2 separate regions of the Homo sapiens genome follow, and region 1 is linked to region 2. Evidence: chromatin contacts called from ENCODE Hi-C or POLR2A ChIA-PET data. All regions are on one chromosome and are shown on one strand. Each heading gives the region's core, a stretch centred on a gene start or an enhancer-like site at or near the end of the contact. The rest is flanking DNA. Distances are from core to core; before and after follow the strand shown.

Evidence for each region. A loop is a pair of places that touch in the nucleus more often than their neighbours do. ChIA-PET counts read pairs that join two places held with the same protein, here RNA polymerase II (POLR2A). Pooled maps may share reads with other maps.
Region 1: a map of CD14-positive monocyte shows a loop between it and region 2 (2.0-fold over the local background). The contact joins two enhancer-like sites. A Hi-C loop is called at or near these places in 10 of 168 maps with a recorded cell type or tissue (B cell, CD14-positive monocyte, CD4-positive, alpha-beta T cell and 5 more), 15 of 37 single-sample maps with no recorded cell type and 16 of 50 pooled maps. POLR2A ChIA-PET finds 5 or more read pairs at or near these places in 15 of 52 experiments (CD4-positive, alpha-beta T cell, CD4-positive, alpha-beta memory T cell, OCI-LY7 and 10 more).

The regions. Positions count from the first base shown.
Region 1 is chr7:37,347,248-37,354,060 of GRCh38, forward strand. All of the region lies in intron 1 of ELMO1 (engulfment and cell motility 1), which reads right to left. It also overlaps the pseudogene RNU6-565P. Among named protein-coding and RNA genes, the nearest start is that of ELMO1, 98 kb to the right of the region's middle. RefSeq lists enhancers at 5,900-6,401, 5,932-5,991, 6,042-6,091. Within about 2 kb of position 2,889, at least 4 of the 41 ENCODE cell types and tissues checked have a DNase peak (open chromatin) inside an H3K27ac peak, as active enhancers do; they include CD14-positive monocyte, where a contact is called at or near this core.
Region 2 is chr7:37,308,095-37,314,930 of GRCh38, forward strand. ELMO1 (engulfment and cell motility 1) reads right to left here. Exons shown (of 22, transcript NM_014800.11): 4 at 6,756-6,828. Among named protein-coding and RNA genes, the nearest start is that of ELMO1, 140 kb to the right of the region's middle. Within about 2 kb of position 3,342, at least 7 of the 41 ENCODE cell types and tissues checked have a DNase peak (open chromatin) inside an H3K27ac peak, as active enhancers do; they include CD14-positive monocyte, where a contact is called at or near this core.

The sequences.
Region 1 (6,813 bases), core at 1,639-4,138, 39 kb after region 2:
GATGAAATTTAGGGAAGAAAGGTTCTAGCCTGGGCTTTCTCATTCCTGGCACAATTAGCAGCTGGGGCCATACTTCTTTGCTGTAGGAGCTGCCCCGAGCATTGCAGGATGACTGGCAGCATACCTGGCCTCCACCCTCTAGAGGTCAACAGTCCCTTCCCCTCAGTCTCGACAAATTTTCACATGTTGTAGAAGGGACCCGGTGGGAGATAACTGAATTACAGGGGAAGTTTTCCCCCATACTATTCTTACGGTACTATTCTTATGGTATTCTTATTCTTATTCTTATTCTTATAATGAATAAGCCTCAAGAGATCTGATGGCTTTATAAGGGGAACACCCTCTCACTTGGTTCTCATTCTCTCCTGTCTGCCGCCATGTAAGAGCCTTCTGCCATGATGGTGAGGCCTCCCATCCACATGAAACTGAGTCCATGTAAACCCTTTTTTTCCTTTATAAATTACCCAATCTCCCGTATGTCTTTATTAGCAGCATGCAAACGGACTAATACAGGCGGTAAGCTAGCAAATCCTCTAGGCAGATTACCGATGATCAGGGCAACCTATCCCATCCTTGAACTGGACACAAGGCACATGGTCTCATCAGGCTCTCCAGGAAAGATCAGCACACAAGCCCAACTCCTCTTGGTGAGGCATAACTGAGAAGGAAATACATTCTAAAATCTTCAGCCAACAAAGTCAGCATCCTGGTGTCCTATGCTTCCCCCAGCATAACTCTGGGGTTACTAGACTCCCTTTGTCAACTTCTCCCCACTACATCTGGAGTACTCTAAGGGCAAGGTCCACATCGCATTCACAGTTACAGACTCAGGGCCGCGGCAGGCAGGCATTTTAATACATAGCTGTTGTATGAATGCATCCCCTCCTCAATGAACATCTCATTAGAGCTACCAGCAGTACTGAGCCTAGTGTTATCAAAATTACCAAAGTAGATAACCTAGTATTACTTAAATTGCCCAGTAAAATACCAGCTACAAGAAGTTGTGTAGACAGCCGGGTACAATAATTCTTATACAAACTAAAATTTAAGAACCATTAAAGGGAGAAACAAAAGGGAAGTCTAGGCAGGTGGCTAGACATTCTAATCATCATGCCTTCCAAAGTCACTATCAAATCCCAGGTGGTGGGTAAAGAATGGGCAGAGAATGCTATACCGTTCCTGCTTGCCTGCTGGCTTGACTTTATTCCATTCCAAAAATATGGGAATTGTTCCATGTTTAATATTAAGATTCTATCACCTCGATATGCATGTTAAGTGGTGTGTTTATAGTTGAGTGGATTAAATAAAGAGGAATCACTTCTTCTAGAGTTAGGTACTGAAGTCTGTATAGCAGTAACATCTGACTCTATAACCCGTGAACAAGCCCACTCTTCCACTAAATGTCTCCGTAGGTTGGGTGGCATTTTGAAGACGACAGACAGAAATCGCTTTGACTCCCACCTAGAAACTCATCTCTCTACACATTGTTCTATGCCCCAAGTTCAACATGCCTCTTGCTGTAGTCTCTTAAAGATCTGTTACATCTCTACAGGTTTTTCCATACAGCTTAATTAATTCTTTCGGTTCCACAAAGGTCCCAAATACCTGATCACTTTTTGTTGTTTTTTCTGAATTTCCCATATAGTTTTTTAGTTTTGGGTGACTGCAATGGCTTTGAACCTTTTAATGCTCTTTGTAGTCTTTCTGTTGCACAGTAAACCCTACTGAGAAAAAAATTAAGCCTGTATGGCCATTCCTGTAGAAGCTGTGTGTTGGGGAAACGAACACACTTGCCCTGGTGAACCGTGTGTCCCCTCCCCTACTGCACTCACAAGCCCAACAGATGGGCCAGTGGAGGCCAGGGCAGATCAATGGGAGAGAAACACCAAACAGCTGGAGAAACGATCTGCTTCCACTCCTCAGCCCCTTCCTTCCTCACCAGAAAAGCTGTCCTCTGTCCCGCTAAGTCATTATCTACTGATGATGGATAATGGGTTTATAATGATGATGGGGATAGTGGAAAGGGAGCTGTTCATCTCATATTTTTAATGTTGAGTTGTCTCTGATAGAAAAAGACATAGACCACATTTTCCCCTTGCATTAGGTTAGGCAGAAAGGGAAAGGGCTTCAGGAGGATCACCCACTGAAAGCAGCCCTTCCCTCTTGGCACTGCTGTCTTCCTGGAGCCCTCTAGTCTTCACTTTTTTTTTCTTTTTCTTTTTTTGAGATGAAGTCTCACTCTGTCACCCAGGCTGGAGTGCAGTGGCACAATCTCAGCTCACTGTAACCTCCGCCCCCCGGGTTCAAGTGATTCTCCTGCCTCAGCCTCCCGAGTAGTTGGGATTACAAGCAGGCACCACCTTGCGTGGCTAATTTTTGTATTTTTAGTAGAGATGGGGTTTCACCATGTTGGCCAGGCTGGTCTCGAACTCCTGACCTCAGGTGATCTGCCCACCTCGGCCTCCCCAAGTGCTGGGATTATAGGCGTGAGCCACCACACCTGGCCTAGTCTTCACTTTTGAGAACACCGCCCTGCATGGTACACTGAACCTCAGAAGGGGCCACCGAAATAGGCTTTGGGTAAAAGTTTTGCTCTTCTCTTCTTTGTGCTACCATCCTTCTTATGCCAAACAGACTGAAATTGTCTCAATACCTTTAGTGTCTAGGTCAAGGAATACATGAAGTCGGTGGTGTGGTCAGCTGACATTATTCAGGATGTATGAGTGTCCAGGTTTGCTGAAGCCAGTCTTTGTTTCCCATGGGAGCAGCAGTGGTGGGCACATGTCCCCCCACCTGCCCTACACTGGAGGGTCTGGATGGATGGGTATATGGTGGGGGTGTCATTTCAGGTTCCCGTATCAGGGACCTGATGGCCATTCTGAAGACAGCCCGGGGCCTAAGAGGAAGTTTGTGGCTTCAGAAATGAGGGAACACGGTGTGTTCAGAACAGAACATGCAAGCACTCAGCAGAAAGAGAATAAACAGAGAATGGAATCCAGTGTGGAGGCTCAGTATTTCATTTTCTGTACACGCTAGCCATGTATGCTAATCTCAGCAACAATTCAGCCCATTTACTTGACAGGTGGGGAAATGTGCTATTAGCTACGGTTGGCTTGCAATATAATGGAAACTTGCAGAGAAAAGTCTTTGCTTTCCCAGTGTCTGGCATTGACATCATGAAGGCTAGGGGACAGCTGCCAGAAGGAGTGGCAGACAGGCGCCTAGAGCAGGCATGGGGCTGGGCACCGTGGACACGCACTTTACTCACTCTTCTTCACAGCCCTGAGTGACAGGTGTTATTATTTGCAGTAAATTAATGAAGATACTAAATCTTAACTAGTTTAAATGACTTCCTTCAAATCCTTAAATCCTCTCAGGTTGATAGAGGCCTCTTTAGTATGAGAACTGTTACAGGTGAATTGTGTCCCCCTCAAAATTTGTATGTTCAAATCCTAACCCCCAGTAGCTCAGAATGTAGCTGTATTTGGAGACAGGACCTCGAAAGAAGTAAGTTAAAATTAGGTCTTCAGGCCGGGCCCTAATACAGCATGTTTGTCTATTATCCTTTTAAGAGGAGGAAATCTGAACACAGAAGGTACAGAGGGGAGACCACCTAAGAACACAGGGAGAAGACAGCCATCTGTAAGCCAAGGAGAAAGCCCTCAGAAGGAACCAACACTGATAACACCTTGATCTCTGACTTCTAGCCTCCGTAACAGTGAGAAAACCCATTTCTGTTAGTTAAGCACCCCAGTCTGTGGTACTTTTTTATGGCAGCCCTAGCAAACTAATAAAACACAAAAGGCAGAAAGCGTCAAAGAAGAGCCTGATGATTTGATACAAGCAAGCTTAAAAACTTCTGAATTCCAAAAACCTTTATAAAAATTTAGAGACAGTGCTCGCTTCAGCAGCATATATACTAAAACTGGAACAATACAGAGAAGATTAGCATGACCCATGTGTAATTTTTATATATTAAAGTATTTAAAAAATTTAAACACGAATAACAATCTGAAAAAAAATTTGCAATAAATGTGATCCAACCTAGTATAAATATCCTTAATAAGGATCTCATAAATTTGTCAGCTGGGCGCAGTGGCTTGCGCCTGTAATCCTAGCACTTTGCAGGGACCAGGCAGGTAGATCACCAGGAGTTCTTGCCTTCTGCTGGGGATGAAGCTGAAGCTGAAGCTGTCTGCAGCCATGCTCCCTCCATGGGGAAAGGTCATCCACAATAGGAAAGAATGAGGCAAGGAGAAGCAAAGACAAGTCAAGAGGAAAACATTCAAAAGGGAACAAGGACAGAAGGCCTAGCTATGTTCAGTTTCTGTTGAGTTTCCTAACACTTTTCCTTCAGTTCTCTGTACTACCCTAACATCCTTCCTAGATAGACAAACTAATAAATTCCTCATTACGCTAAATCAGCTTGAGTTGTTTCTGTCCCTTACAATTGAAAAACTCCTAATATATCAACCTAACCATATCTGTTTACTGCCCTGAGTTCCAAACTTGTCATTAAATGACTGGAAGGCAAAACAGACTGAAGTTACACACTCTAACCTTGCAGTCAAGAGGAAATGGTCTTTTGCTCCCCAATTCTAGAGCTTCATATAGCTGCAAGTCCACATCTGTGACGTAGCGCTCAGCACCTAGGGCCTGCCTTTCCTCTGTGGGACTGCTATCAGAAGTCACGCATGGATTGCAAGAGTTAGTCTCACTCCAGCATTTCCCACACAGCACCGCTTCTCTGAGTTATTTATAAATGCAATGCAAAAATAAAGAGTCAGGATTCTTGGAAAAAACTGAATAGAATAATATCCACTAATAACTTACTAGTTCACTTACTATATACTTTTAGAGACAATTTTATGAATAAGGTACCATTACTAGCCTATTTTATAAACAAGGAAACCAAGATGTAAAGACATTAAATATCTTGCCCAAAGTCTCACATCCACATACGGAACCCAGCCAGAATGAAATCTACATGTCTGATTTGATAGCTCATGTTCGTAACCACTATGCCATTTTTTTGTTTAATAGAGATGAGGTCTCATTATGTTACCTGGTCTCGAACTCCTGAGCTCAAAGGATACTTCTTGCTGCAGCCTCCCAAAGTACTGGGATTGCAGGCATGAGCCACTGTGCTGGGCTCTACGCCGTTCTTTTCAAAGTTTCCTTTACTGCAGGACTTCTCAGGGACTTTAACGTAACACGTGTTCTGTGAAATGTCCATATGCAATCTATAATATTTCCCAAATGTATCTGTCCAGAAAACTTTTTTTTTAACGAAACATCTTGCGGCACACGTTTCTCATAGGACATACTTTGAGACTATTTGCCTCCTCGGTTTCTCAGAAAGAATCGCTAAATAGTCTTGGCCAGAAATGCAATGGAAAGTGGCAGAGAAAACTTTCCGTTAGTCCCATATTGAATTATCACCACCTGCATCTATGGGCTTGTCTCCAGGAAAGTAGCCCAATTCTTTTGAGTAACTCTTTCCAATTCAGAGAACAGTAAAACTTCTATTAACTGCAACTTCTACTGTGCAAAGCAACGGAAGATAAAACAGTAAAAGAAACAGAATACTTGTATTTGTGATCATTTGAACATCTCACTTCCTGCTTTAAATCTGTGGTGACTTGGGACCTCTAGGATATAAACTTTTCACAGCCTGCATCCAGGTACCACCGGTGCATCCTCCCCCACCCAACGAGTCCCTGCTCCCCAAACCCCAGGCACATCCAATGGCTCTGTAAGTCTGACATGGAAAACTGGTTCTACCTTAAGACTGCCAATGGTCCATTTGCGGCACCTGCTGGTGGCAATGCGTAAAGGAACCCCCCAGACTAAATCAGGATCATCCCCCAGCCAGCTATGGTCTGGGTAAAGAACTAGAGAACTTGAGACCAACGTTTGCTATCTCTTCCCTCTTCATAAATGGCTTGCCATTTCCTGAGCCTGCTAAGGTCCTTTTGTGTCCAGAATTGGTGCGTTCTCGGTCTCACTGCCTTTAAGAATGAAGCAGCGAACTGTCGCGGTGTTTCAGTTCTTAAAGATGGTGTGTCCAGAGTTTGTTCCTTCAGATGTTCAGATGCGTCCGGAGTTTCTTCTGGGGGGTTCGTGGTCTCCCTGACTTCAGGAGTGATACCGCAGACTTTCACCGTTAGTGTTACAGCTCTTAAAGGTGGCGCGTCCGGAGTTGTTTCTTCCTCCCGGTGGGTTCGTGGTCTCGCTGGCTTCAAGAGTGAATAGCGAAGCTGCAAACCTTCGCGGTGAGTGCTACAGCTCATAAAGGTAACACGGACCCAAATAATAAGCAGCAGCAAGATTTATTGCGAGCAGTGAAAAAAAAACAAAGATTCCACAGCGTGGAAGGGGACCCAGGTTGCTGCTACTGGCTCAGGTGACCTGCGTTTATTCCCTTATCTGGCCCCACCCACACATCCTGCTGATTGGTTCATTTTACAGAGAGCTGATTGGGCCGTTTTACAGAGCGTTCATTTGTCTGTTTTGACATTGTGCTGACTGGCGTGTTTACAAACCTTTAGCTAGACACAGAGTGCTGATTGGTGTATTTACAATCCTTTAGCGAGACACAAAAGTTCTCCAAGTCCCCACCCAACCCAGAAGCCCAGTCGGCTCCACCTCTCGCTTTCACCCTGTCTTTGTTCAGAATGTTCTCTCTACCTCCAATGTCCTTTCCTTCCCTTGGGTCTGCTTCAAAAATTCCCATCTAGATTTCAGTGCCAATCTCATGCACCAGTTTCTCTTAAAGATCTCCCTGACCTCACGGCCTCCCGTGCTAGAAGT
Region 2 (6,836 bases), core at 2,092-4,591:
AGAGCAAGACTCTGTCTCAAATAAATAAATAATTAATTAATTAAAAAATAAAACACCCATGCATTCTTTTCCTCTCCATTCAACAGTTTTCTCACTGTTTCTGCCATAGGCTGACAATTCTTCCAACAGAGTGTATTCAGAGTAATCACAAGGAAGTCTGCAATCCAATCGTTTGTCATCAAGTCCAGCTTAAAACCATCTCAAGGCTTCCCTATGATCTTAGGATGAAGTTCAAGATCTTTAAGATGACCTTAAAAAGCCTTGACAATCAGGGCATATGCAAAACTTTCCAGCCACATCTGGATGGTCCTACGCTGGCTTTATCACTATTTCTCTGCACACCATCAATCTAGCCCACTTTAAGAGGTTCCCATCTATCCTCCCTCCTTTCTTTCTAGATCTCTGCCTAAATGTCACTTCCTCAAGGCTTAATTAGGCCCAGACACTCACATTTCTCCTTTGTGGCACTCATTGTCACTGTAACTGGTTAATTTCAGGTAAAGATTTATTTTGTCTGTGATTATCAGGAAGGTTAGAGATATCCCCAGGGTTTAGCACAGTACCTGGCACACACTGGGGAGTCACTTCTAGTCTCCTCTATTGGATGTGTTCACATGTGGCTTTTTTCCTCCCAGCATGTCCATTTCTCTCTGGCTGCCCAGATGATGAGTGGCAGAGCCCAGATAAGCAGCCTGTCTAGGAGAGTCCAGTGCTTGCCAAAGGCTGGGGACAGGAATACAAGCAGCCTTTGGGCATCCACGCAACATCCATAGCAGAAATCAGGTTTGGTCATCAGGCAAAAAGGAAATAATTGGGTAGCAAGACATGGGTTTAACAGAGGAGACCCATGTTAGGCATGTTAGGCATGTTAGGCAGCAGGGTCTCAGAACAGGAAGAAGAGGCAGCACAGGAGAAATGCTTGGAGTCAGGAAACCCTGAAGAGATAAAGGGACAGGCCAAAGGGAAAAGCAGTGTATTAGTCCGTTCTCATGCTGCTAATAAAGACATACCTGAGACTGGGTAATTTATAAAGAAAAAGAGGTTTAATGGACTCACAGTTCCATGTGGCTGGGGAGGCCTCACAATCATGGTGGAAGGCGAAAGGCACATCTTACATGGCAGCAGACAAGAGAGGGAATGAAAATCAAGAGAAAGGGGTTTCCCCTTATAGAACCATCAGCTCTCAAGAGACTTATTCACTACCACGAGAACAGTACGGAGGAAACCTCCCCCTTGATTCAATTATCTCCCACCAGGTCCCAACCACAACACGTGGGAATTATGAGAGCTACAATTCAAGATGAGATTTGGGTGGGGACACAGCCAAACCATATCAGGCAGGAACATTTTTCTCCACCCATTATTGCCTGTGGACTGGCCCAACAGGAGCTAGCCCAGGGCTGCTGGTGTGTCTTGCTGAGGCAGCCACAGTGACTTCAGTTGATCAAATCCAGAGTCCTTCACCAAAGGCAGCACGAAAGGGAATGTTGTATAGGGTATTTGGCTGGTTTAGGAAATTTACAGCTTTCCTGGGCGTGAGTTTGCTCACATTAAAATGCCTGCCCTAGAGAAAGCTCTTTGATTGAGGGTAACAAAGACAAGCATAAAGTGATTTAAGCAAAGGGGCGGGGACTGAAAAGTCACAGCAGGTCTCTCACAAGGATGCAAAGACAGGAAGCACAGAAACCAGAGCTGGAAAATAGGACTGCAGGCTTCTCTCTGTCCATCTCCTTTGATTCCCTCCCAGGCCTTCATCCTTGCTTACCTCTAAGCTTCAATCCTTTCTGGAGACTGGGATTACCCTGCTTACTTACAGCTGGATCTACCAAAGCATGATAGTTGAACTGAATTCTGCAAAATAGTGGAATCATCTCCTGACCAGAATGAAATGTACAAATCCAAGGGAGTGCACAATTCTGGCTGCCAGGGATTCTGGGAGGTTCAGGGGCTGTCTGAGAACCCAGGGCACTTAGGAAGTGGGAAAGACAAAAAAGGGGGTGCCCCCCAAACAACCCTACTTCCTTACCAAAGGTGCCTGGGGCCAGCTTTGCAGAGAGGGCCTGAATGAGGCTTAGCGTATTTCTGTGATTACAAGATATGGAATTTATCTAAATAAGACATTAGCGATACATCACTATACTTCATACATGCTAGAGTAGGTCTCAGTATGGAGGAAGTGAGTATCATCCTGCAATCATAATAAAATCTCAATTATCCACAAGCACACAACCTAACCTCCTCATGGCTTTCCTCTACTGTGCCCTGTGTTTTCTGGGGACTCATCTCCATACATGCTTAGGATTAGGGATGACAAGGCAATTTTCCTGTTTGTCTAAAAAGAATGGTATTCGTGCAATCATACTGCCTTAGGCAGTTATACGATCCATACCAAAGGCAAATATAAATGCACTTTGTGAAGCTCTAGTAAGTGGAAGGTTACCTGTTACAACTTCCTCCAAGTTACCCTCAGAAGGAATAAGGAAGCCACAGACTGAAGCTGGTAACCAGTGTTCATAGTCTGTAACTTCCTGTATTTATTGTTTTTGAGGCAGTTACCATTAGGATCACTGGCTTGATGACAGTGATGCCCAAAGAAAGGGCATCATAAACAAATTGGGGCTGAGGCAATGGTACAGAGGGTTTCTCAGAGATGGCATAGAGAGCTCTGGGTTCAGACCCACCTGGGTCCAAGTCTCAGCTTGTCCACTTCTGACCTGTACAACCCCCACAAGTTGTTGAGTAACCTCTCTCAGTCTCACTTTTCTCGTAAAATGAAGACACCAATACCTGCATCATTGGACTGTGATGAGGGTCATAAACTAACAATGCTTAGTGCTGTCTCAGTAGAATTCTTATTCAAAAGACAAATTCCACCTAAACATACCCTTCACTTATCATTTTTTATTCTCTCCCTCTCTCTCTCTCCTGGACATCACCCTGAAATAGTTAAGTTTCTAGAGCAGAATTTGAACTTGTGAATCATTGAATCTTAACTTTCTCTGAGGCATTTCCAAGCAATGCTTCTGCTGAATGCTACTTAACATGACATTTTCCCCCACTGCACCAAAAAAAAACCTCAGTTAATGGCCTAATAAGCAAAGGAAGACTATTTCAAAAAATGGGCTTGGAGAACATTAGAAAAGCAGGGAAAGTGCCTTCCGGAGGATCTTAGAAGAGAATCACAAGCATCCATCAACCACTATTTCTATTGGATTGTTTGGCCAGCTAGAGAATTTTTTTTTTTTCTGAAAAAAATTTTCTGAAGGTGATATTCATCTTCAGCGAAAAGACAGAGACAGTCTCATATATAAGGGAAAATCAGTAACTAACAGCATGCACAAGTTTCAAAAATGAGTCACTGGTTACCATGGTGATGAAAATATAACCTAACAAATCACTGGGCTGTAAGTAACCAAGATGATGCTAAGTACATTATTTTTAAAATGGGAAAAAATGTCTGTATTTTTAGGAATACTTGCAAGGAACTAGATGGACAAAGCAGCAAACTGAAGGCAGCCCAGGATCGACCCTGTGGAGCCAGGAGTCACCGTCATCTCCTGCTCTGTGCGTGCTGAGCTCCGTGACACATGCACACCCACAGCTGTGCCCAGTGACAGCTGCATGAGGAAGAGCAATGACACCGTATTTACAAACAAAGAACTACGATAGGGAAGATGAGTCTTCTCACTCCTTAAACTCTTCATAAAAGAATAATCTCTGCTACAGCCCACTGAAGATGAAAAACTCCATGACAGACTTTGTGGCCAGTCCTTTATAAACTCAACTTCAAGAATGTCCTCAGGCAAAACAAGATTCCCAGAAAATAACTAAGATACACCATAAAATAATAATTTCCTCCATTCTCAATAGTTTGAATGTTCTGAGTATATATGAATTTTAATCAGGAAAAAAGCATAACCATTATATGATGTTAATAATTTTCAAATTATGCCAAGAAATGGCAGCACACAAACACATTCCTACATACTTTGTTTTTTGTTGTTGTTTTTGTTTTTGAGATGGAGGCTTGCTCTGTCACTTAGGCTGGAGTGCAGTGGTACAGTCTTGGCTCACTGCAACCTCCACATCCCAGGTTCAAGTGATACTCCTGCCTCAGCCTCCTGAGTGGGACTACAGGCATGTGCCACCACACCCAACTAATTTTTGTATTTTTAGTAGAGACGTGGTTTTGCCATGTTGGCCAGGCTGGTCTCGAACTCCTGACCTCAGGTGACCCACCCGCCTTGGCCTCCCAAAGTGCTGGGATTACAGATGTGAACCACGTGCCCAGCCCACATTCCTAAATTGAACTTTGTGCACAACTTCTGGACAGAAGGCATAATGTCCTGTACACATGGGTTCCAACTCTTTAGAAAATAGGCCCCAGGGCTGTTTCTCCCAGTGGTTCCAGGTATCCAGCATGAGACTGCCCAGAGGGTGCCTTAAAAATGAAAACTCCTAGGCTATATCCAAGTCCCACTCACTCTGAGTCTCTGGGGTTGGGATCTAAAGCCCTACATATTTTTTTAAGGGTTCACTGTACCATGCTTATGTTCTCTATGAAGTCTGAGAACCCCATCTTTAGTAATCTTCACTACACTGAGGTCTCCAGACAATGGTGACAGAAGACAGGACACCACCAGGGGCCATCTACTAGCACAGATTATTCACAGCCAGAACTATTCACGACTCAACAGCTTTTTTACCACAACCCAGGGTAAATCACCAGTGTAATCTACATGTATTATACATGTGGGTAGGTGGAACAAATATTTCACAAGCAACACAGGAGATATACTCTGACCTAATCTACTCTACTATGTTCCAGTGTTTAATGCTCTGACAACTAACTGAATTGATTTCACTACTCACTAACTGGTATGAATGAAATGATGGCAATACCTTTAACTGCTATCATTTAACTTGGATTTCTATATAACCTCTTTAATCTCACAAAGAATAGCATGCAAATTATATAGATGCAGTATAAAATAAATGAAAAACATTAAGAAACTGAAGCAAAGGGAAAATAGAGACAGGAAACTAAACGTTTAAGTCAAAGGAATCAAAGGTAAACTTAATATACAAGGCATGCCAGGAAATCAAGTTCACTTGTTAACTCCCAGCTTTGTTTTTTCTTTTTCTCTCGAGATGGAGTCTCGCTCTGTCGCTCAGGCTGGAGTGCAGTGGCACGATCTCTGCTCACTGCAACCTCCGCCTCCCAGGTCCAAGTGATCCTCCCACCTCAGCTTCCCGAACAGCTTGGATTACAGGCGCCCATCACCATACCCAGCTAATTTATGTATTTTTAGTAGAGACGGGGTTTCACCATGTTGGCCAGGCTGATCTCGAACTCCTGACCTCAAGTGATCTGCCGCCCTTGGCCTCCCAAAGTGCTGGAATTACAGACGTGAGCCACCGCACCTGGCCCAGTTCCCAGCTTTGTAACAATCAATGTTACAAAGAAACATTTGACGTGAAGAAGAAAACAGCATCAGTTACAAAATTCCCAGTGTTCATCTGGGAAGAACGAAGCAATTTCTGAGAAGCATTCAGGCCTTTGAGGCCTCTCTCCTGCTGAACTGAATGCCCTCCCTCCTTCTTTGGGGTAGAGCAAGGGAGTCCTAAGGGGAAGTAGAACCCTTGTTACTGCCTCCACCTTCTACCACCACCTGATTCATGGATAAAATTACAGTCACTCTAGGGACTACTGACTGGGACAAAGCCTGCAAGACACTGAAGCCTGAGGCCACCCGATTCTCCCTCCTTCAAGAGTACTTTGTACTCACTTCTGTTTCAGCACTGGCCACCTTGTTATAATGACAGCTGTTACCAGGGCTGTTCCTTCCCTCCCTGCTGGCCCCCAAGATTATCAGTTTAGAAGACAAAACTGGCTCATATGCATTTCAGTGAGCTCAACCTAAAGTTGTGTCGGATGCGAAACTATTGTGGAAATTCCAAAAGACAAAAATCAAAGAAGCACAAAAGTCTAAACTTGCTTCTTGTAGAATCAAGTATGAAGCATTAGTCTAACCATTTGTCCTCAATGACTCAGTGTCGTACCTGTTAACCAAAGCCAGTATTTTTATAGCCCAGGTTAGTCTTAAGGAAGAAATCCTAAACAGATGTAATGTGCATGGCTCAGTTCCTGGCATGCAGTATGCACTCAATAAATTCCAGTGTGCCCTTCCTCTATCAGGGATCTTGTACATATTAATTTTACTTGCTCCCAGGGCCATTGCTGTCTTCACAAATCCCTCCTTCTCCTTTAATCTTGCTAAAAAAGATTTAAAATCACCCAAGGAGAGAGCTGGGTTCCCAAGATTCATAGAACACTCTTAGTGCCTACATACATAATTCCACATTTGAAAAGGTTTCTTGTCATTATTTCACGTACTTTAAGCAAGGGTTAGAGGCTACTTTGAAAAAAACAAAATCTGAGAAAGGAAAACCCAACTAAGTCATTAAGTATCAAATAAATTCTTTAACCAAGCAGTAAGAGAGACATATTCACTGTTAGAAGGCAACTGCAGTTGCTAAACAAGACACGAAACATATTTGGTCTTTACTCTTGAGCTGGCAAATATCATCTTGTGGATTCTAAAGTAGCAGTTGTTTGCTTTACAGACTCTATTTTCGTGGATAGTAGAGACCTAAAATTTAGACCTGCATGTCTAGGCCCGAACAAAGAAAACATCATCATGATTTACTTTCCTTCAATATGTATCCCATATTAAATAATGTAGTTGACCTACCTTTTCTGTGATATAGAAGTTTGAACTATCGGCATGCTGGAGTGCAAAATATTCATGGTTGGCAAGAGACCACCTTAAAAA